Linked DNA regions of Homo sapiens: all the other regions are linked to region 1. The links are chromatin loops, found by intact Hi-C in ENCODE. Cell type or tissue: Caco-2. All regions are shown on one strand. Each heading gives the region's core, and the rest is flanking DNA. Links, peaks and the distances in the headings are about the cores only.

Region 1 (8,421 bases), core at 3,471-5,970:
TTGAACCATACAAAACAGCTTTAAAATAAATAATGAATCAAAACAATAAAATATCCCACTAATAGTATGATTTCACAGTTGCCTAAATTGTACCTTTCACAGATACTTTAATTTTATTAAAATTCACTTATTAATTACTGGACAATTATTTACATAGAATATTAGTGTATCATCTATAATAAAGAATCGAAGTTCAAACTATTAGGTAGATATAAAAACTATGAATAAATAGGTGTGCTTTTTTTATCCTGCAGGAACTTTGTTGGCATTCTTAAGATTATGAAACCAGCAACTGGTTTATAATTATTCTGAATTTGATAAGAAAATTTGAAGTGGGATTACCATCCTAATATGAAATGACATTGACCCAGTGAAATTCAACCAAGAAAAATTTTAAAACAAAGCAGGATGTGATTGAAGCAATGGCTAAATTTATTTTAAAATATGTAATGCCTACAATACCACACATATAGTTAATGAAAATTCTGAAGAAATACAAGCTGGCATAGTCAAAGCACCTAGGCTAGAAACAGCAAATGATTCGGATGACATGGGCTAAAAGATAACAAGGAATCATTTTCTATAAGCATTAACAATAAGGAAGACAAAAAATTTTAGCAAGAGTCAACATCAAGAAGATAAAAATAATAGTAATGACAAAGAAAGAGCCAGAGAGCAGACAAAGTATCAAGACTTGAGTCTTAAGGGATGTCAGGGAAGTATTGAGATCTCATCCTCCCCAGCCACTGTTCCAGTGTTCATATTGACAGCAAAACTCCTCAAAAGAGCTGAAGGGGAACAGGTGTACTGGCTCATGCCTGTAATCCCAGCACTTTGGGAGGCAGAGGTGGGTGGATCGCCTGAGGTCAAGAGTTTTGAGACCAGCCTGGCCAATATGGTGAACCCCTGTCTCTACTAAAAATACAAAAATTAGCCGGGAGTGGTGGCACACACCTGTAATCCCAGCTACTTGAGAAGCTGAGGCACAAGAATCACTTGAACCTGGGAGGTGGAGGTTGCAGTGAACTGAGATGGCACCACTGCACTCCAGCCTGGGCAACAAGAGCAAGACTCTATTCCCAAAAAAAAAGGGGGCTGAAGGGATTCGTGCCATCCCAAAATATGCTGTTTTGGCATATTGATTATTTTAATCTGAAGGCACTTGAGAAACAGCTCATGCAGAAGGGCTCTGATATGGTATGGATGTGTTTCCCCTCCAAATTTTATGTTGCATTGTGACCTCCAGTGTTAGAGATGAGCCTAGTGGGAGGTGTTTGGGTCATGGGGGCAGATCCCTCATGAATGTCTTCATGCTGTCCCTGCGATAATGAGTGAGTTCTCACTCTGTTCATTCATGCAGAGCTGAGCCTGGAAGCTCCTCCTCTCGCTCCTGCTTCTTTCTCACCATGTGACATGCCTGCTCCCGCTTCACCTTCTGCCATGAGTAAAAACTTCCTGAGGCCTCGCCAGAAGCCAAGCAAATGCTGGTTCCATGCTTGAGCAGCTTGCCAAACTGTGAGCCAATTAAACCTCTTTTCTTTATAAATTACTGAGTCTCAGGTATTCCTTTACAGCGATGCAAAACAAACTAACATAGGCTCTCTGACCTCCTCATTTCTACCTAAAAACAGATCATAAAATTTTCCATGAAAAAGGTGCCTTCCCTGTACTAGGAAGAGAACATTCTTATCACCAGAGACTAGGAGTTGATGCCGAAATGGACTTCCACAACAAACTACCAAAACGACCCTGTCTTTCGTTAATTTCCCCCATGTATTTCCTAGGCACTGTCCTACAATTTAATGCCCCAAGCCCAAGCCCCTTTGTCTTGTCACATCCCCATAATTTATTGTTCTTTGCGTGAAAATGTATATAAGCTTCACGGCCTACTGTCTTCCTAGGGTCTTCATTTCCCTTTTGAAGACTGCCACGTCCGTGTAAAAATATTAATAAAATTGGTATGCTTTTCTCCTGTTAATCTGTCTTATGTCAGTTTAATTCTTGGACCAACAACAGAACTGAAGAGGGTAGAAGGAAATTTTGCTTCCCCTACAAAGCCATTTACTCCCTGAGTCCAAACCTGCTTGAGTTTGCTTCCATTGCTCTCACTTCAGTGACACTGTTTCTGTCAAGGTCACCATTTCCATGTTGCTAGATTCAGTAGTCAACTCTCAGTCCTCATCTTACTCTAGCAGCAGCATTTGAGGAAACTCATTACATCCTTTTTCACTTGACCCCTGGAATGAATGCCATTCTCTTTTTTCTTCTACTCCAGCTACTCTTCCTCAGTGTCCTTTATGACATTGCCCTCATTTTCCTGACCTCTAAACTCCAGGGAGCCCAAGGGCTCAATTCTCAGCCCACTCCTAGTGTATATTTACTCCCAGGTGATCCCAGTTAGTCCCATGGCTGAAAGCGCTGATATCTCTAAGAGGCGCATCTTTATCCCAGCCCTCTTTCCTGCCTTGTACATTCAATTGCTACTTGCTGTCTCCATTAGACGTCTAATAGGCATCTCAAAGTTAACACATCCAAACATGAATTCCTGATCTTTCTCCCCAAAACCTGCTCCTACAACACCCTTCCCCTCGTCCATAAAATCAACTCCACTCTTTCGTTGCTCAGGCCAAAAATCTGGCAGTTGTTTTGGTTCCCTTCTTTCCCTCACGCGCCACATCTAATCCATCGGCATATACTATTGGCTCCATATTTCAAATATGTTCTGAATTCAACCATTTTTCATCTCCTGTCACCACTCTCAATCACCGTCACCTCTCACCTGATGCTATCATCTGAATGTTTGTGTCCCACGCAAAATTCATATATTGAAACCTAACCCCCAAGATGATGGTAGTGAAAGGTGGGGCCTTTGGGAGGTAATTAGGTATGAAGGCTCTGTCCTTATGAACAGGATTAGTGCCCTTATAAAAGAGGGTTCAGGGAGCCCTTTTGCCCCTCCTGCCATGTGAGGACACGGCAAGAACGTGCCTACTATAAGAAACAGACAGGCACTCACCAGACACTGAATCTATTGGCACCTTGATCTTGGACCTCCCAGCCTCCAAGATTGTGAGAAATTTGTGTTGTGAGAAATTTCTGCTATCCCTCAGTCTCAGGTATAGCAGCAAGAAAGGACTAAGACACCTGAGATACTGCAATAGACTCTTAACTACTTTCTTTGCTTCTGCCTCTACCTCCTTTTTATGTCCACACGATCATCTTAACATGTAACAAAGTTCTACCCCTCCTCTACACAAAGCCTTCCAGGGGCTCCCATCTCACTCAGAGTAAAATCCATGGCCCACAAAACCCTAGGTGGTCTGCCTCCCCCACCTCCCCACAATCTCTCTGATCTCTTTCCACCTCCATCCCACCCCCTTGCTCACTCCGATATGGCCATCCAGCAGCCATCTGTCCTCTGTGATGTTCCTCTGACGGGTTAGCACCCCGAGTCCCGCACCTATGCACTAGCAGAGCCCTCTGCTGGACACACTCTTCCCTGGGGATCTGAGTGGCACTCTACCTCATTTCTTTCAGGTCTCGCTGCTAGAATGTCATCTCATCAAAGAGAACGTCCCTTACCAACCTATCTAAAATGGCACGCTTCTACCACTCTTTATTGTTTTACCCTGCTTTATTTTTCTGCATAGCAATAATCACAACTTGATATTTATTGCCTGACTTCCCCCACTATTATATGCTCTCTATAACAGCAGGAATTAACTGTTTTTGTAATTACTTGTCCCTAGTACCTAGAAAAATGCAGACATATAGTAAGCACTTAAGAAAATTAGAATGATCAGCAAGATGATTATTTGGAACGAAGGTCACATAGCATTTTGAGGTGACTCAGAGTGCCAAACTGGCAGCCAATGTCTTTAGGAAGCCTTCTGTACTTCAGAAGGCTTTGGGAATGCTGCGTGCGTACAGCTACACTCATAGACTACTCATGATATAAGACTTTTGGAAAGAGAGTGTCCTAACTGGCTTTACAAAAAACAACAACATCCACCCAGGGAGATTTCTGAGAGAAATACAGAGCCCATCTTGAAAAGAACAATATTCATTACTCCTTTCTGAGGACTGAAACAGAACCAAGGCTTGTCCCTGAGTCAAGGCAGCATGAAATATTCTCCTGAAAGCATATATCTTTGCTTGTTCTTACCTAAGAAGCTGAAAGTACAATCCTGGACTGGAGATTTTTAGAGACCACATTGACCTTGACACATGCCAAAGCAGGATGAATTAATTATAATATCTTATAAATCTTTTAAAGAAAGAAGATTTTATTAACTCTCATTAGAAAAATTTTGTTTGAAACCTGTGGAGAAGGAAGACACTGTTTTTCTTTCTCTGTAACAGTTAGAAATGTTCAGAGACAAGCATAGTATTTAAATCTTTCGGATGTGTAAAACTGTATTTGACAGCATTTTTAGACTAGGCATTAAGAATACTTTAATGTGTTTGTCTATTGCATTAATTTTAATTATACTCCACTGGACTCACAATGCTTTGAAATGCTTTATTAAATGCCCCCAAGATCTTGCACTAATCATAATACAAGCACCACCAAATTTAAATGCTTATATTTCTAGAGCTGGGTAGCATCAGCTTGCCCGAGAGCACCCTCTTCTGTTTAAAGAATGTACTGCAAATTACATTTCATGGAGTTCACAATTCTGGATTCTACAAAAGGGACTTCTCAGGAAAATGTCAACACGCACAGTCATATTATTTAAAGAAGCCACTCTTCCCTCTGAAGTTTGGAAGGCTGTGCGAGTGCAGATACATGAAGGGTAAGCAGCAAAACCCAGAGTCTAATGATGCTGTGCCTTTCTTCCCCAGGAAGTCTCACGGAAATGAACTGAAATATTTTAAAACTTGGGGCAATTAATCTAATCAGTTTTCCTTTTCCTTACAGAGGAAAATGATTACATTCCTTACAGATGATTTTAAAGGCACAATATTATCTGTAGCTTGTATCTATGGATTTTTGTAATTCAACTATTTGCTTCTTGACTAGCAACTCTGTCTTGCTTTAAAAATTAGTCAAATTCATATTTCATTGCCATTTCTAAGCAGGATAACAAAAAGTGCTTGTATCATATGACCTAGGGAAATATGTGGATAATTAGATTGAGCCCGTGAAATTCCCATCAAGAAAGGTAAATATTGGCGATTACATATGATTCAACAGAATACACATAACCCTGTGTTTTAGGGCCCTGGCTAAGGGTATAAGTTCCTTGGAATACAGTAGTTGCAGAGGATGGGGAGGGTCTAGGAGAGACAACATCAAAATCTACCCTGTGTCTACACAAAAGCGGTGGGACAGTCTAGCCAGAGTTGAGACAAAACAGGGAAGAATTGATTGATGGGATTTTGAGGACTGTTGTTACAAATATGGTCAGTTTTTGCCAGTCAATCCTTTTGCTGTTCCTGAAGAACTAGGGCCAAGCCTTGTGAGTGCTAGCAGTGGCTAAAATGGTGCTTCATGCTCTGTCTTCTATGAAGTACTGATGCCTTTTTGAAATATTAACTTTAGTAGCTCAATAAAAATTTAATTTCAACACAAGGCAGATTTCTTATAAAAAGGAGGGTGGAGAGGTTGTTAGGTTCGTCCTTTATAAGCACTGATTCCCTTCATATCTCCTACAGCCTCCCTCCACTCCCGCACAACTCTCCTCCACTCTCCCCCAACTCCCTACCACCCACACGTATATCTTACCTGATATATATTCTGTGCAATTTTGTAAAACTGGTTTTCTAAACTTTAAAAATGTGGCTTTTAGGTGCACATTAATTCTACAGGACTACTCTACAAGTTGCCAAAGGTTGAAAATTCCATGGAATTCTGTGGACAAAGTTTTTCCTGTTTTCAAGGAAAAATTGTGAAAGGCTTTGAATAGTGGTAATCTTATGCATGTATTCATTTCATATATTTCTTTTTTTTTTTTTTTTTTTTTTTTTGAGATGGAGTCTCACTCTGTTGCCCAGACTGGAGTGCAGTGGCGCAATCTCTGCTCACTGCAAGCTCCGCCTCCCGGGTTCACACCATTCTCCTGCCTCAGCCTCCCCAGTAGCTGGGACTATAGGCGCCCGCCACCACGCCCAACTAATTTTTTTTTTTTTTTTTTTTTTTTTTTTGTATTTTTAGTAGAGACGGGGTTTCACCGTGTTAGCCAGTATGGTCTTGATCTTCTGACCTCATGATCCACCCGCTTCAGCCTCCCAAAGAGCTGGGATTACAGGCGTGAGCCACCACACCCAGCCTCATATCTTTGTGAGTCATGATTATACCCTATTTTTAAAATCATCCTTTATAACATTATCAACTATACTTTGATGATGTCATTTTTCCAGGATATGCAAAGAGGTCATGGTCACTGACTCCTTAAGAGTGGAGCCTGACATATGCCTGACAGAGGGTCAATTGTTTAAGGTTATTGAAATTGATTTCATACCTTAAGAAAAAAAAATAGCCCCAGGTCTTGCAGAAGAAGATATAAATTCACAGCACAGTAAGAATAGTTTGAAATACATTTTTAATTTTTGAAAAATCAATATGTAATCTACAAAATATTTTGTTACATGATTAAGGCTCAACCTGTCTTATATTTGCATTGACAGAATACAAAACTGTATTTTAAGTAAGACATTATAATAGTCATTGTTAAGGAAGTCCTTCTAACTGACTTTATAAGAAAAGGGGCTGTATCACAAGCATAGCTCTGGAATGAAGGGAACTAACATCCTAGAACTGTCTAATATATACATCAGGTTGTAAAATTCCAGCCTTTATTTATGTGCTGGAAAGTATCTTTTTTACATATCTTTTTTTAGTGGATAAACTCTTGTGATTCCCACAGAAAAAGGAAATGTTCTTAAATTCAGATCTGCACAAATCATCTACCCATGAATTCATTTACACAGTTAATATGATCCTGTAACTGGAAAGGTGACCAGACTAGTCACAAACTGGTCAACTCCTTGGAAGTCTGCTCATTTGACTCCAAAATGGTCAAACTCACAATGGAGTGATCTAAGCAAAATGAATGCTAGAAAGGAATATTTCCTCCCTCATTCCTTTCCTTCCCCGCTTCCCTCCCCTAAAAGCAAGGGTTTTTTGAAGATCACTATTCCGGCAAGGGCAGTTCTACTTAATTTGAACCCTACCTGATTTTTCACCTAGAGTTCTGTAGTCACATCTGACCTTCTGCCAGTTCTGAGGTCAGAAGAATTGAATAAGCCTCCCCTCCCTACACAGAATGTTAATTTAACATTAAGTAATGAATATTTAAGGATCCTAATAGATGTGCGAATTAACAATTATGCTGTAACACCCTGCTGTTAATGCTATCAGCTTCTGCATTGCCACAGACAATCCATTTGGGCTTTAGTCCAGCTTTTGCTATTATATTGTCAAGACTGAATCTTGAGATGTCCTGAAGGCCCGGTGGCTTGTGAGTGAATAACCTGGGCAGGGAGGTACCCACAGATACTAGTCAACCTGTGAAGCATGAGGGGCAACTAAGTGAACCCTTTGCTGAATATATTTTGAGGTGTAAATAGTCATTAAGTTCATCCTAATCAGACTGTGAGTTCTTTGTGGGCAGGATGCCATAAAACACACTTAGAAAGGAATGGCAGTAATTAACCCACCTAACTTCACTGGGACTGTGGGCAGCATCAGTTTCGGCCGGCCTCCACATTCGTTCTGAGCAGACTGAAGTCACTGTAGAGTGCGCCCACACCAGATGATAAAGAAAGATGGTAGAATTTTTTTAATGACATACACACACAGATTTGCCCTACTCTACATCAACAGTGAGCCTCAAGCATATGATATTATAAGCAAGGCATCAAATGAAGTTAAAAAGAGCAATAGCGGCCGGGCATGGTGGCTCACGCATTTAATCCCAGAACTTTGGGAGGCCGAGGCTGGTGGATCACCTGAGGTCAGGAGTTCGAGACTAGCCCGGCCAACATGGGGAAACTCCGTCTGTAGTAAAAATACAAAAGAATTTTAGCCAGGCATGGTGGCTTGTGCCTGTAATCCCAGCTAGTTGGAGGCTGAGGCAGGAGAATCCCTTGAACCCAGGAGGCGGAGGTTGCAGTGAGCCAAGATGACACACTGCACTCCAGGCTGGGCAACAGAGTGAGACTCTGTCTCAAAAAAAGTAAAAAATAAAAACAGCAATAACAATTCCTTTCAACCAACCATCACCTATTGCATTCTTTGCCTTTACAGTAAAATAATGAAAAGCAATAAAATCTGCTGATTGATACAGACCATCATAAATGTTTGTCTTAATCTGTTTTTGAACAGATTTCAATGAATGTAATATAATATTAAATATTAAAAAAAACACATGAAATAAACTCTGTAGGCCAACACATAAATGTTGTTTGGAAGAACAC
Region 2 (8,421 bases), core at 3,533-6,032, 310 kb before region 1:
TAAATGGTAAGAAGATAATATAATTGTATTACCAGGAAGCAGAGCAGGAAACAGAGAGGAAAAGGTATGCCCTCACTCTGTCCATTGGCCGTAGGAGAAAATCAATAGGTACTATATAAAGAAATAGAGGATTGGGATATTATATTTGTTATACTAATAAATGTGAAAGAGTTGAACTCACCTCTTTAAAAAGACATATTCAGATTATATCACAACATAAAATTGAATTCTGTGCTGAATATAGAGTCTCAGAAAAGCTGAAAATAATAGAATGGACAAAAATATATTAGGCTAACTCATACAAAAAGAAGAAAATCACCATCTGAATATTATACAAAGTTAAATTCAGGCTAAAAAGTATTTAACAAGTCAGGGAGGGGTATTTTTTTAATACCAAAGGGTACAAATTTCAATGAGGATAAAACAGTGTGAATATATATGAGCTCTAGAGTAATATAAAGCAAAATCTTTAGGACATTCAAAGTGAAGTAGAGAAAAAAATCACATCAGGCTATACAGTTAGTGGACAGATTTATATTGGGTTCATGGTGGCGTCATGCACGCAGACTCCTGCAAGTTTCCCTAAGTTCTTAGAGGATTGCTTTGCCATTTGATCTGAGATTTGCACAGTTCCATAAGAATGGCCCTTGTGGATAAGCACAAGGTCAAGAGGCAGCGATTGGACACAGTCTGTGAAGGTATACGCCCCCACGTCCTGAACGGCCCCGAGCACCCCACCCCCTGTGGCGTTGCTGGACCACTGCAACTGCACCGTGGATATGCCCATCCTGAAAGACCTGACCACCGTGGCCTTCTGTGATGCACAGTCCACGCAGGAAATCCACCAGAATGTTTTAAATGAAGCCGTGGGCGCCATGACGTACCACAAAATCACCTTCTCCAGGGAGGACCTGGAGAAGTTCAAGGCCCTAAGAGTGACTGTTGCAGATAGGCACTGGCCACGACAATGTGGATGGACATCAAGGCTGGCTGTGAGCTCGGGATTGCTGTGTGCAACATCCCTTCCGAGCCGAGGAAGAAACAGCCGACTCCACCATCTGCCACATCCTCAATCTGTACCGGAGGAACCGTGGCTGTACGAGGCGCTGCGGGAAGGCACGTGGGTACGGAGCCTGGAGCAGAGGTGGATCCGGAGCAGCCTGCATCCCTGCGAAGACGCTGGGCCTCTTCGGCTTCAGTGGCACGGAGCAGGCAGTTGCAGTTCGAGCCAAGGCCTTCGGATTCAGTGTCTTACTTTATAATCCCTACTTGCAGGGTGGGACAGAGCAGTCCCTGGGCCTGCAGAGGGTCTATGCCCTGCAGGATTTGCTGTATCAGAGTGACCACCTCTCCATGCACTGCAGTTTCAAGGAACATAACCACAACCTCACCAATGACTTTACTGTAAAGCAGATGGGGCAGGGAGAATTCCTTGTGAACGCAGCCCGTGGTGGCTTGGTGGACAAGAAAGCCTTAGGACAGGCCCTCAAGAAGAGCAGGATAGAGGCGCAGCCCTCGACATGCAGGAATCAGAGCCCTTTGGCTTTGCTCAGGGTCCGTTTAAAGATGCAAGGAATTTTATCTGTATTCCCCACACTGCCTGGTACAGTGAGCAGGCGTCACTGGAGATGAGAGGCAGCTGCCACCGAGATCTGTTGAGCCACCACAGGTTACATTCAGAAAGCTTAAGAAACTGTGTGAACAAGAATTCTTTGTCACATCAGCGCCTTGGTCAGTAATAGACCAGCAAGCAATTCATCTCGAGCTCAGTGGTGCCACATACAGGTATCTGCCAGGCATCGTGGGTGTGGCTCCAGGAGCACTCCCTGCAGCCACGGAAGGGATCATCCTTGGAGGCATCCCAGTGATTCACAATCTCCCGACAGTGGTACATCCTTCCCAAGCTCCCTCTCCCAACCAGCCCACAAAACACGGAGACAATCGAGAGCACCCCAACGCACAATAGCAGAGAATGCCAAAAGGTAATCATTCCAATACACTTGGGACCAAGAGAGTGAACAAATAGATGGAATAAAATAATTTGACGGTCTTTTTAACTGATTCTGGACATATCCATCATTGATGTTGCAGTGTTAAAACTACAAGAGCTAGAAAACTGAAAATGTCATCTGCTTGTGGAAGTGCTGAAAGACTAGGATGTGATTTATTAACAACCAACTTCTGTTATTGTGTGTTGAGTTTTTCATCCGTGCATGAAATCACACAAAATAAACAGAGCTTTTTCCTTTGTCAGTCCCTTGAGCATAGCAGGTCCTGACACCCTGTTCTAGAATATTGCATCAGGAGTTCAAACATCAAAATAAAAAATATTAAGAGGAAATCCTTATCCTGTGACTCTGGTCCCCTCAGTCTACAGGGGCTGGTTGCCTCTTTTTGCTAATAGGAAGATTGCATTACTACAAAATGGGGAAGCAAACTGTTTGCCTGTGGTAGACACTTGACACATAGGATTGAAGACAGTACAGGCTCCTGTACAGAGAAGTGTCTCTCACATCTGAAATGCCTACTGAGCAGACAAGTTGGTTGTTTGGTAAAACCCTCTAATGATGAAAAAAGTGTTAAGTTTCACAAGCTGTTTGTACTCAAATATATTTTCTCAGTTTCAGATCCTCTGCTATTTTATTGAGTGGAAAGACTTGAACTAAAAGGTTTAAGAAGATAATGTTGCATTTCCTTATGTCTCAGGAAACACTTTTTATGGTAACTTGTCAGATTGCCCATGAGCAAACCCACTTTTTTAGATGTTGATAAAGTCTTCTTTTCTTCATGTGATACTTCATACAAGAACACTTCAGATGTGTTAGATGTGACTGATTTTAACAAATCCTATTAGATTTGTGTCAACTAGTTACATGTTCTATTCATAGTCTTTTGTGAATCATTGCCTTTTTGTTTAAAAGGATGGCCTGTTTTGAGCCTTTGTATAGGTACCTTCCTGTTTTTGTGACAAACAAGATTTTAAAATTGTCCTAAACAGAAAAATAATGGCTATCAGAAGTATGTTTTGTTTTAGTTTGAGTTGCTATTACTGTACTTATTGTAAAGCTGGACATTTAGCATTCACTGCCATTTTTAGTAAAACGTTAATTTTAAAAAATATAGTGTCATAGACCTGACAAAGAGCTCATATGCAAAATAAATAAGGAATGCCTATTTTTATATTGGATTGCTAAATAATAACCCAATATAAAAATAGGTAAGGAGCTTACACAGTCACTTAACAAAAAGAATATTCAAATGGCTTATAAACATATGAAAAGTTACCTAGCCTTATGAGTTCCTTATGGAAATGTAAGTTAAAAATACAATGAGATGTCACTTTATTCCCACGAATATAACTAAAATTAGAAAGATCAACAATATCAAGCATTGGTGAGAATGAGGAGGAACAGGAACATTCATATCCTGCTGTTACAAGAAGAAACTTGTACAACCACTTTGAAAACTGTTAGTGCTTTTTTTTTCTAACAATGCAATGCCTAAATCTGTACCAATAGAAATGGACACACACAAACACACGGACACACACAACCCCAAATGAATGTCTGAGAATCTTCACAGCAGCATTATTCATAACAACCCTAATATCCAGTAACAGAGGATGGATAAATTTTGGTGTATTCATATAATAGAATACTGCAAAACAATCAAAATTAGCGTATTGCTGCTACATATAACAGTATGTATGCATCTCATGATTATAGCTCTTTCAGAGAAGTTAAACACAAAAGTATACATACTTTATGCACATCAATGGCCATATATGATTTCATTTATATGGTATATGAGCACTAGCAAAACTAAGTTATGATTTTCAAAGTCGGAATGGTGGTTGCTTTGAAGAATTTGGAGGGAGAGTGATTGGAGAGCTATAGAAAATGTTCCTGGGATGCTGTTACAAGGGCATTCACTTTTTCATAACTTAATTGAGCTACACGCTTTTGATTTGTGCATTTTTCAGCATGCATCCCATACTTCAATTTTAAATTTCATTTAAAAAAGAAAAAAAACTTCAACAGCCAAAAGTATTTTAAGTTTATTTCTATCGGATTGAGCCACTGGAATTGTGGAGTTTATTGCAGCAGCTAAAACTATCCTAACTACTACAGAACTTTAGAGGTCATCAACAATCATTTTACAGATAAGTCAACTGTGGCCTAAAAATTAAGGGACTTAACCAATGTCACAGAGCTAGTTGTCTATTAGCCTCCAAATCCAGTTATTTTTTCTTTTTCACTATGTTTCACTGCCTCAACTTAATGTGCACACCACTTAACACTCTCATCCCTCTTGGCTCCCAATAAACAAACCATAATAATAGAAAGTGTTATCTACCCACTCAACAGACAATTTCATATGATAGTACCTACTGCAATTGCTTCTGAAATTACCCAAATGTCTTCCTGTAAACCTTAGTAATTGAGTTTGGCATATAACACACTTTGAAAAAGAAATAATACTTTTCCCAAATCGAAAACTTTAATTTATTTATAATAATTTATAATTAATTAATTTAGTTAATTCCAAGTGTTTTGCTACCCCTAAATCATGCATCTATTTTGTAGTTTTTTTAACCTATTAGCGTTGTGATGGATTAGATGTCTCAATTAAGCCAAATGATGCCCTATAATGTCCCTAAAGAGTGGTATGAATGGAAAACTTTAAAATAAACATGTCTGGACAAAAATCAAATATATGAACAAAGAAAATCATATGTTTTAGACACTCAAAAGAGCAAACTACAGAACCTTAGGAATCTTTTAAGAGAAGGTTTCTTAGGAAAAGGATTCTTAGGAAAGATTCTTAGGAATCTTTTAAGAGAAGCATTTCTCGGCATTTGTCTTTCAGTGAAAATCTCAGCCAGTCCTAGGCAGCTGTCCCCAGTTTTCAGCTTAAGTGAGACACCCACTGGAGGCTGAGAGAGTGGCAGAAGAGAACCCAGTCCCACACTTCATCTTCCCCAGCTAAGACTCCTGTTCTGGAATATGGGAGTCACGTTCAGAGTCCTTCAAGTAAGAGTTGTGTTGATCTCATCTCAAAGAAAACTCAGCAGAATAATTTTGTGGAACAACGGTGAAGCCGGCCTTCCCAGTTTCTCTCCCTTTTTTTTTTTTTTTTTTTCTGAGACAGGGTCTCACTTTGTCACCCAGTCTTGAGTGCAGTGTCACAATCACAGCTCACTGCAGCCTCATCTTCCTGGGCTCAAGTGATCCTCCCACCTCAGCCTCCAAGTAGCTGGGACCACAGGCATGCGCCACAATGCCCAGCTAATTTTTGTATTTTTTGTAAAGATACAATTTTGCCATGTTGCCCAGGCTGGTCTTGAACTCCTGGGCTCAAGTGATCCTTCCACCTTGGCCTCCCAGTGCTGGGGTTACAGATGTGAGCCACTGCACTCAGCCCCCAGTCTCCATTCTTGACTACACCCTATCTTCTAGTATGTTGCTGTATAGATTGAATTGTGTCCCCTCAAAATTCACATGTTGAAATCCCAACCCCTTGATGTAACTGTATTCGGAGATAAGACCTTGAGGAGGGTAATTAAGGTTGAATGAGGTCATAAGGGTGGGCACCTAAATATGATAGGACTGGGGTCCTTATCAAAAGGGGAAGAAACATCAGAAATCTCTCTCTCCCTCCACATGCACAGAGGAAAGGCCATGTGAGGACACAGCAACAAGATGGCTATCTGCACTAGGGAGAGAGCCAGTATGAGAAACCGAATCAGCTAGCACCTTGATCATGGACTTCCCAGCCTCTAGAACTGTGAGAAAAAATAATGTCTGTTGTTTAAGCCACCCAAGCTTAAACATTTTGTTATGGCAGCCCAAGCATACTAATACACTTGCTAATTTGGGCAACTGTGTTGCTGCCAGATCATTTCTGGGCAAAATCCTTTCTTAGTGACATTTGCATCTTCAGAGGGAGCACTTAGAGACCCCAAACTCTTCATTATCAAAAAAGATTGATCCCAAATGGTAAAACTCTAGTCATCATGACAGATCTTGCAAGGAGTTATGTGTAGAAAATAGACTGGCAAGTTTAGATGGAGACAGATCAAAGAACTTTAAATATCTAGCTAAGAAGTGTGGAATTTATTTCAGAGACAATGATGAGTCACTGAATGTGAGAAGAAGCTATCATGGCTAAAGCTGTACTTTGGAGAGATAACTCTGCCAGCAGTGCAGAAAATTTTTATTATTACTATTATTTAAATGATTTTTATAATAGCTAGCATTGATTGAGCACTTACTCTTTGTCGAGCACTCTGTATGCATTATCTCTACTTAATTAAGTGAGGGAAAATTGTAAAAAAGACTAAAATGGACCAAAAAGATTACTGAGTATTATAAATGGAAAACAAGCCATGATCTGGGTTATGATCATTTTTAGCTATTCCTCAACACTGTAAAATGCAGAAAACTGACAACGATGCAAATAACTTTCATCCACTGAAATGCAAATGAATCTGCCCAGCGGAATGCAATCGATTGTTGCCTTTTAATAGACTCAGCTTGCACTTATTTGTACATTCATTTCGGCATTCCTTATTGCCTATATTATGTGTGGTTCTTTGAATTGTTCTGTAAGCCAGTTATGTCATCTCACTGGTTCCCTCATTTATTGATGAGTTACATAAAATCTGACATACTTATTATATATAAAATTGGTATTATTATCTCCAATTTAAAGATAAAGAAACTGAGGCTTTGAGAAAGAAAACCTGCCAAGTTCACATGGTGGCCTTCCAGTCAGAATGGAAGATTAATAGACTTTTCTGACGACCAGATTGGCTTCCATATGCCCTATTTCTGGAGCTTGTCTTTGAAGTCCTCCCCATCATCCCTCTGCAGGGAAGTCTCCCTTCTGTATCATATTATGCCACCATCCACAGTGCTCCCGCCATTGCCTGACCCATCTGACCAAGTAATAACTGTAAACCAATAATGGAAAAGTAATCACAAGAATTGCTATTCTGTAAACTGGATTTGGAGAAACATAGCCTCCATTTTTTTAATATATTCTGTCACCACCTTTGTGTGTAAGTAGGTGGAGGAGGTGGGGACAGGTGGAATGGCAGGAGGAATGGTCGACCACTTACAAACACTGCCCACCATCATAAACAGAGGCTCTACTTCTCTGCCTCTAATGATAGCAGTGGAAATATTAAAGATACTATTCATAATGATGATTCCTAATCATTCACACTCACATATTCCTAGTACTACAGATTTATAGTCTAAATGAAATCATAACATGATTCCCAAATGAAATAGTAACATGACAATGATTCTCTTTAAATATGTGTACTACTATAAGTTTTAAGTGCTTTCAGAGTACTATTATGAAATAGCCTTAGGAAATAGGCCAAATTTATATTATTACTCTCTCCATTTTACAAGTTCCATACAAGTGAAGGGACTTACCCAAAGTTGGCCAGTAAGACATTACAAAAACTGACTTTTTCCTCCTTAATCCAGATCAGGTCTTTCTGACTATCCTAAAGTGCACCATCCCATCTCATCTTTCTTTCCCCTTACACACATATACAACACATATGCATATATGCACACACAGTATTAACCTTAGCCCACATCAGCAGGTCAGTACTCACAGCCTCATAGACATTCCTTCTACTTTCCACAATCCCACCCATTCCCCAAACCCCACAGCTTTAGGCTAAACCCTCCTCCACTGGGTCTTTGGAGATGGAGTTTCACTCTTGTTGCCCAGGCTGGAGTGCAGTGCCCCGATCTCAGCTCATTGCAACCTCTGCCTCCTGGGTTCAAGCAATTCTTCTGCCTCAGCCTCCCAAGTAACCAGGATTACAGGCATGCGTCACCATGCCCAGCTAATTTTTTGTATTTTTAGTAGAGATGGGGTTTCACCACGTTGGCCAGGCTGGTCTGAAACTCCTGACCTCAGGTGATCTGCCCACCTTGGCCTCCCAAAGTGCTGGATTTACAGGCATGAGCCACCGTACCCGGCCCTCCTTTGGGTCTTCATTTACATGTTTCTTCTTCCACCATCCTGGACTGGACGAGCTGCGTCTCCCACTTGCTTCCATGGTGTCCTACACTTCTCCCATGAGAAAATTTGTCACATTACAATGCAATTGCCTCTTTACTTTACTATGTCACCTAATAAATTGTGAGCTCCACAAAGGCAGAAACATAGCATATTGAAGATGATCAATAAATGCCTATTTCATGTTTAAAAGAACCCGTATGGTGTCTTTAAGAACAGATCCAACCTCAGGCGAGACCCAGGTCTTCCCTGAAGTCTCATATGGAAACCAATAGCTGGGCTCAAGCATGGCTTTGAGTGAAGCTGAGTAGTCAAGTCTTGAATTTCCAACAAGCAATGTTTTCTAAGAGAAATAAATATGCCCCTCAGGGC
Region 3 (8,421 bases), core at 5,149-7,648, 130 kb before region 1:
TCCCACCTGAAATATCCTTGCCCACTCCCTTCCTCTCTGCCAGTCCTTGGGCCAAAACATTAAACCATTGTAGATACTCAATAAATGTTGGCTGCATGTTCGTCCCTGCCTTGCAGTTGCTTTCTCCTGAGTTATCTTAACCTCCAGTTCCTTTAGCATTCACACATCATCCTATACTGGTTTTGCATTTCTGAGTGTCACTCTTTTCTCAAATCTTAAGTACAGCATAGATTTTATTTCAATTTCAAGAATATTTAGATTTTTCCTGTGGGTATAAGTGAATGCCTGAAGGAAATGATCTCATAGACATTCCCCGCAAATGACATGAGATGCCCATGTGAGTTAACCATAGGATCAAAGTTGTCTCTTTGGAATAATATTGAAATAGGCTACCTGGGAAAGACAGTAGAGATCAAGATGGGAGCATGTTCTTAATGAATCTTCTGTTTTCCTGCCTGCATGATTTCCAGTTGTATTTTCATCATTAATGTCTCCACTCTACTCAACATAGTTTTTGTCCATCTTCCCAATCAAGTCTATAGGATCACTCTACAACTATTTAACTATATACTTGGTGCCAAGCCCTGTTCTTTACATGGATTATCCTGATTAATTATCACAATGACCCTGTGAAGTAGGAATTATTATTGCAATTTTACAGACAAAGAAACTGAGCTGGAGGGCTTAAATAACATGCTTAGAATCACATAGCCAAGTAGTGGGACAGCGAAGATTTGCGTCCAGGTATGCCTAATCTCAACGTTCACAGTCTTAACCGCAAAATTATACACTCTTTGATAAAGACCAAGAATAAGTCATGGCACATCTCTTCATTGATTTAAGTTAGAATCCTCAGCCTGAATCCAGTTCTTGGGAACTCTGAAGTCTCTGTCTCTCACACACATACACATACCCATTTTATTCATGAACTTAAAAGGCACCCTATCATAAATCTTAAACTCTTGGATTTCCTTTTTTCTTTTCTAGATCACTTGCCTACCTCCCTGTCAAAGTGATCCCATCTCAAGCTTTCAGAGGACTTAATGAGGTCATAAAAATGTAAGTAAGTTACTGCATATCAAAAGACATTCGTAATTGGAATAATGAATTTTTTCTAAGAGAAAACACATTTGAAAGGGGATAATTTTTCTAGGAAAGAAATTGTGTTTAGGATACTCACATATTTTTATCTTTGTAATACAAATAATAACTAGAGACCTTTGAAGAAAAGGTATGATTTTTAAGAGTCATTAAAATACAGATAATTAACCTTGCTTCAAATGACTGAATGCATTTTATAAGTGATGATATACCTTTTAAGGAGAAAAAAAGATAGATTCCAATCATAAAAATTCTCCTTCTGCTAGAGCAGCTATTCCCTTGTGTCACATTTTTAGATAACACCCACATAGGAAAAAAAATGTGTTGGAAATTTATTGTGCATCAGAAGATAATCTTTATATCTAAAATATAAGTATATGACAAAAACACAGTATTTATAACTATATTGATGAAAGGCATTTATCAAAAGTGTAAAGCACCTGGATAATGCAGTATGATCTCATGTTTGTCAGACATAACTTCGATCATTTGTTTCTGGGTTTCAGCTTCTAGGACCAAAGTTCCCATACTTGGAGAGAGAATGTTCTCAAGGGCCCAGTATTCCAGCATCTTTCTTAATATTAGCCTGAGTCAAAGGACCTCATGGCCATTGAGTTCTCACAGTGCATCTCCAATCTTAACAATCCACTGGACTTTGGAAGCAGATTTGCATCTCTAAAGAAGATGCTACAGCATTGATCTTAGCTCCTTTGGGAACCTCTATTGCCCTTTAGGGTATTAGTAAGCAATTAGAATATTTAAAATAATTCCTCAAGAATTACTGCATATTATAGGAAATTCCCTGCAGGTTACGGACTTGTCGGTTTACTTGAGCTTAACCCACACTCTTCTGCTCTCAAGTTGGAATGTTGAGTTTTGATAACCTTTAATGCATTAAGACCTCCTACTGAGAAAAGGAGCTACAGTTAAATAAGCAAACCAATAGGTAGGAATAAGATGAATCAGCCAAGAATAATCCATTCCTGTGTTGTTAAGAAAAGACATTAGCTACCTTAGGCTCTGCCTTTCTGTGGGCTAATGCTCTCATCAGTCTGAAGCCTTCAGTGAGCCTTAACCTTAGAAATAAGCAAATGTACAGTTTGTGAATTTGAGACTTTTTTTTCAACTGGCAGGAAATGGTAGCGTATGTTGGGATTTTAGGGTAACATTGGCATGACTTACATGCTTGCGAATCATATATGACAAAACTGGTTTCTTTATTTTTGTATTGTTTTCAAAAAATTCAATTATTCACTACTGCATTCACTTATTCATTCATTTTGTACTCTTAACGCTGTGCCAAGCAACATGAAGCCACCAAGGATTCAGAAGTGAATAGAATATACTCTTTGTCCTCAGTTTGCTCACAAGTGAGAAAAACAGTCAAGGAAGTAGGTAATTGTAATTCAGGATGGATACCATGTGCAGGAGTTGACCACCTTGCAACGGCCTCAGCACGAGATTTTGGGAAACTAAGGGTTAAGAGTTATGAAACAATTCAATCCATATTAAAGCCTCACTAGAGTGACAGAATTGGGACCCAGAGATCCATATCCTAGTCTTGAACCTTAATACAAATACTATTTGCCTCTCCTCTCAGGGCCTTAATTTCCAGAGCTGTAAAACAAGGGAATCTGACTAGATTTTCTCAAAGGGCCTATGCAATTCTAACAATCTGTGGCTCTGAGTCAGAGATAAATAAGAGAAAAACTTGTCACATAAACAGGGGCTACTAAAACTTGCATTTCAACTGCACTTGGGTTGTAGGTGCCCATCAGTGCTCCTAAAGGGAGATGTTAGCACTGTATGATTTGGGGACAACTTGCACATCTTTGTTCTTTTCAGGGGGACACAGTGGTGTCCCCAGTTGTTGGGTCACACACATAGCTCATAATCATGCAGACACGGTCATTTCTTTCATGTTTCTTTCTCTTTTTCCCCCTCCTCTCTTCCCTAGTGAAATCTCTCAGATTGATTCCCTGGAAAGGATAGAAGCTAATGCCTTTGACAACCTCCTCAATTTGTCTGAAATGTAAGCATCAGCTAACAGACAGTTTACTGCTGTACACTATTACCCTCACTGGCTGGAGCCCACTTGGTATTTGTATTCAAGCATCCACTGCTAGGAATCCAAAAGGAAAAGACTACAGCAATTACTAGGTCTGGGCAGGCACTAATTTTTCTCACTGCAGTGGCCTGTAGGTTGCTATGGTGACAACTGCTTCTCCCTGGGAGCTGTATAAACTCTGAAACATCACAACACAAAGATAGAAATTAAAATTGACATTATGAACTCCTGCCAAGTAGCTCTTGCCTATGGAGGGTATGGAGTACTTGGGATAGTGGGAAAATTTGGAAAAGAGCTTAGAGATCATAAATTGGTTCATTGGGGGCTGTTTTGGCACATTCACTCATTCAGTGAATGTTTCTTGAATACCTACAGTGTAAAAGCTGTGTGATAGGCATGTGTGTGTTGGGTTTGTTGGGTTTTGTTGTTGTTATTGTGATGTTTTGGAATTAACTCTTAGAAACAACCCTTGCCAAAGTATCATTTCCCCAAAAAATCACAAAAAGGATAGGAAAAGACTGGTTCAATTCAGTTTTCAAGTGATGAATCTGTGGCCTGAAGAGGTTAACCTATTTGCCTGACATCACACCGCAAGTTAGTGCCAGAGCTGAAATTAGAAATCAATGCATGTGACTTCTACACCAGGCCCCCTACTGCTGCTTTTACTCAGGCGCAAACCTGAGTTTCCAGAAGAGCACTCAAACTTTACCTACTTTGGAGTTTCAAAAGTTAGGGAAGGGGAAAAGTATTAGCATCAAACATTTTTTGAGCTCTGTGCTTGGCATTTCTTCTATGTTGTGTCATTTAATCCTCACAGCTACCATGCAGAGTGGGGGTAATTATCCCTTTCGTCCAGGGGAAGGAATGGAGGCTTGGAAAGGCACAGAAACTTGACCGATGTGACACTTCAGACCAGGGGTATCCAATCTTTTGGCTTCCCTAGGCCACACTGGAAAAAGAATTGTCTTGGGTCACACATAAAATACACTTACACTAACAATAGCTGATGAGTTTAAAAAAAAAAAAAAACTCATAATGTTTTAAGAAAGTTTACAAACTTCTATTGGGTCGCATTCAAAGCCATCCTGGGCCACATGTGGCATGCAGACTGTGGGTTGGACAAGCTTGCTTTAGACCATGGCAGGACTGGGGTTCAATCCCAGACTGTCTTTCTTCAAAGCTCCAGATTTTCCACTATACCACAGGGTCCCCCTATAAATGACCCAATGAATAATTACCTGAAGAGAATAATTAATTGGTAAGTACGTGAGCAACTACCATGTGTCCAATACAGGGCCAAATGCTGTTGGAATACAGAAGAGATAAAATATAAATGTCCACCATGAGATGACAGTGTAGCCAGGGAAGTGAGACTACTCACCAATTACAGAGAAATCCAAAATAATGAGTAAGTGCAAAAGACATAGTCTGGACTTAGCTGAGAAGCAGAATCACACATTGGGCTCATTACAATTACAGACGACAGTCCTATCCCAGACCTGGAAAGCTGCAGTTTTAACAGACTTCCCAGGTAATGCTAAAACACAGCTTATATTGAGAACCACCAGGGCAGCTAATGATAAATAAAGCTTCCCGTGATGCAAAGCAACATTCATCAACAGAAAGAAACATAAAGCACTCTCAGGGAAAGTTTATGGATTCCCAAAGAAGGTCCTAAGACTAGCATGCTAGCTCCATGAAGGCTTTTTTTGCTTTGTTCACAGCTGTATTCCCAGCACATAGAACGATGCTTGCCACATGTAGGTGCCCAATAAATGTTTGTTAAATGAATGAATGACTGGGCTAAGGTCAGGCCCCAAAATTCTTTTATTAAATTTCTTTTAATCTTTTTTTTTTTATACAGGGTCTCACTGTGTTGCCCAGACCGACCTCAAATTCCTGGGCTCAAGTGATCCTCCCACCTCCTTGCCAAGTAGATGGGACTACAGATGCACGCCACCACACCCAGCCCAAAAGACCTTTAGAGATAAAAGTCCCTTCCATCCCACCCACATAAGGCTCTATATGGCCTATGATTGTTTGACTCAGTTGTTGTAGAAATAATTACAACAAAATATCACTCACATCTGAAGAATCAAAAGGGCTGAGAAGATGGAAACAGGCACAAGTGGTGGGTAACTGTAGTGTGGTGGAACAAGCACTAAACTGAGGGTCAGAAAAACTGGGTCACATCCAAGTTCTGCTACTTCTCAGCTGTGTGACCGAAGACAAATCATTCAACTTCCTAATTTCAGCAACTATTATAACTATTGTTAACACTGGTTGAGGCCTTACTGTGAACCAGACACATATATTTATTCCTCAAAAACAACACTATAAGGAAACCAAGACACAGAGAACTTAAAGTGATATATCTAAGGTCATACGATTAGTAAAATCAGAATGAAAAACCAAGTTGACTCCAGAGCCCATGCTCCTAACCAATATACTACATTCTCTCTATAGAACAAGGTAATTATTATTTCCTCAGGTGGCTGTCACCTGGATTAAGAAACCCAAAGGCATTTACTGGCCTTTTATTTAATACAAAGTAGACAGGACTTAGCAATGGTGACTACTTTTTGTAGAGTCACAGTAATTAGGGGAATGAGGGAGTTGGGCGGGGAGGGCAATAACATCACAGTGGTGTATGGCTGTACTTTTATACTTTGCCAAACCCTGCCTCATATTATCTCTACCTGTTCTATTACTTAAAACCTACTAACCTGTGAGGCAGGAAGACTATGTAATATTATTATACAAATTTTACAGAAGAGACACTAGCTCAGGGAAGTTAGGAGGCTGGACATCATGACACAGCAAATTATCTTCAGCATGAGTATAAAATCCCCCAAATTCAAGCCTCTGGCTTTTGCCCTGTGCCATTCCACAGACTGGTGCCCCTCGGTATAACTGCTCATGTGATTGCCGGCCAATATGAAGAGGACGAGTTTGCTTACAAGGGAGAGTAGGTAATTTGCTCATCTCTCCTGAGAGGAGTCTCTCATCACCCTCAGTGTACAGGGTCCACAGTGGGGCAGAATCTGCTTGGCCAGGAGCCCTGGATGTCGGTGCTGTCTGTGGTGGGGGAGAGGGGTGGGAGGGTGCAGAGACAGACTCCCTGCTCTGATCCTTATACCCACCTCTTTAGAAGCTTGAGAGCAGTGCTTCCTGGAAATAGGGAACTGGCTCTCACCAAGCCATTTCCATCCCCAGAGTCGCTAGGGGTCCTCCCAAGCATATGAAGGTCGCCTGCTTTTGCTGATGCCATTTTCAGCCAGCAACTTCTGGTGACCATGATCTCACACATTTCAAACAATACACATCTATTAAACAGCAGCTTTTTTTTTCCCTCTCTCTTTACAGACTGATCCAGAACACCAAAAATCTGAGATACATTGAGCCCGGAGCATTTATAAATCTTCCCCGATTAAAATACTTGTGAGAAATTTTCCTTTTTAAGCAATTGGGGAGGGGAAGATGGGCATCTGATGAAAATCAAAACAAGGAAAAGGTTGGAAAGATTTTGTTTAACCATATACATGGCACTATTTGCATGTTCCTCTTCAGCCTTCTGATTTAAATTTAATTGTCATTTCTTGTCAGCCACCGAGCTGGGTGCTTTTACATACATGTAAGTGGTTCCCAACATTTTATCAGTCCTAAACACCTGGGAAGAACGTCACCCCTCTGTAGTGATTTTCAAGGTTGACAATGGGTATGGGAGATGGAGGTCATAACACTTTAAAAAGGGTAAATCAGAATCTCTGAAGTGAATAGAGAGTAGGTGAAAGTGAGAGTGGCAATTCTGGTCTGACTCTCATCACGGGTTAAGAGTTTCTGATCTCCTTTATCTCATTTTTTTCATTTGTTCATTAAATGAAAACTTTTTAAGTATTGCCTTAAGGTAGACACTGTGCCATATAAACTAAATCATTATTTTCCACTTCCCATTAATTCTAACTAAGTCTGTCAGTTAGCATTAGAAATTGAGTACCACTGTAGCCTGCCACAATCATTGCCTTGTCAGCAATACCAAAATTCCTGAAAACTATGAATTTATCACTATGGATCTTTTCACATATCAAGTCATCCCTATTCACAAAGAAAAATTTGCGTCTCCCTAAAACAGACATCCCTCTTTTTTCTTTAAATTTCATAAACTCCTCAGAGAATGTAAAGCCCACCTCCCATCACTGCCCAAAAAAAGGAAAACAGAGAGAAGGGACATCTCTCTGGTACTTCACGTCATCAGTCTTGCTCTGGGGCCTTCTATAAGAGCTGCTACTGGAACTGGCATAGCTCCTTTGTTAACTCTAACACTGAACAATTCCAAACTCAGGTGTTCTGTTTTTCCAAACCTCCAGGGTGTCTATAGGGCACATAAGCATACGGTAGCATCAACTACTTTGAAAAAACATAAGAAACTCCCAGAACCAAATTTGACCACTGCAGCCTCTTATTATCTAAGAATCATTGTCTTTATTAAATAGTATTTTCATCCAAAACTGTGATATTCACCCAACCCAAGTACACGTTGCAGTCTAATCCCACACTGCTATCCCCAGCTGTAGACAGAGCAGAGATCCAGTGTGACCTGGGCTTTTGGATAAGAAGGAGAACCAGAGAGAGCCAGAAGAGAAACCTGGCTTTGTTTCATTGTCACGAGGGTGACAGACAGTTCATATTAGTTGTCCAGATCCCATGACTGGTGAATCTAAAACTCCAGTGGGGAAATCCAGATGCCTAGACTCTGAGGGAGCCCCATTCTTGTAATAAAATACTCTTCAATTTCACCTATCACTTAAGCCTCTCTCCTCTTCAGAGGCTAAATAAAAGGTGGGAAGAAAAGAAGAGCCTTGAATAGTCCCAAACACCAAAACAATGTTTAGTGATTTCAATGAGATGCAAAGAAGAACTTCCTGAATTGCAAGATAGCTAAATAAGGGAAGATTTTTAATAATGAGCAATATGGATTTATCATAAAAGATTAATTTTCTTGAAGTATTTGAATCAAAACCTGCTCCAAAATTTAAGGATGCTTTCTCGAACTATCAAGAGCTTGTAATAAACTAATTACCAAAAGAAAGTGGAATGCAATACGGGAAAATGTGATTGATTTAATAAGAAAAGACAGGCTACAAATATAAATGAAAAAGACCTTTAAATTTGGCCCCAGTCCCCAGGTCTCTAAATAGCAGTCATTAAAGCATCTTCTCCCACAGCATGAGGGACTTCTAAATTGCAACAAT

The links. Hi-C counts contacts between places; a loop is a spot of excess contacts. Peaks named below come from ENCODE experiments on the same cell type or tissue, not always from the same donor. Only the 100,000 strongest peaks of a DNase experiment are listed, where the experiment ranks them.
Region 2: it touches region 1 in a loop (3-fold over the local background); 2 of 110 quality-filtered maps call a loop at or near these places.
Region 3: a loop joins it to region 1, with 14 times the contacts of the local background. A loop is called at or near these places in 32 of 110 quality-filtered maps.

The regions. Positions count from the first base shown.
Region 1 is chr2:48,596,621-48,605,041 of GRCh38, reverse strand. The region is part of intron 3 of STON1-GTF2A1L (STON1-GTF2A1L readthrough); the gene reads right to left. It overlaps STON1 (stonin 1), which reads right to left. Exons shown (of 4, transcript NM_006873.4): 4 at 6,529-8,421. Among named protein-coding and RNA genes, the nearest start is that of GTF2A1L, 17 kb to the left of the region's middle. In Caco-2, for the core only: CTCF peaks have their summits at 3,498 (motif pointing left) and 4,608 (motif pointing left); no DNase peak of the experiment used is centred there.
Region 2 is chr2:48,908,807-48,917,227 of GRCh38, reverse strand. It overlaps the pseudogene CTBP2P5. Among named protein-coding and RNA genes, the nearest start is that of MIR548BA, 150 kb to the left of the region's middle. In Caco-2, for the core only: no CTCF peak of the experiment used is centred there; a DNase peak (open chromatin) is centred at 4,938.
Region 3 is chr2:48,723,865-48,732,285 of GRCh38, reverse strand. All of the region lies in intron 10 of STON1-GTF2A1L (STON1-GTF2A1L readthrough), which reads right to left. It overlaps LHCGR (luteinizing hormone/choriogonadotropin receptor), which reads left to right. Exons shown (of 11, transcript NM_000233.4): 2 at 988-1,059; 3 at 3,059-3,133; 4 at 6,536-6,610. Among named protein-coding and RNA genes, the nearest start is that of LHCGR, 28 kb to the left of the region's middle. In Caco-2, for the core only: no CTCF peak of the experiment used is centred there; a DNase peak (open chromatin) is centred at 6,385.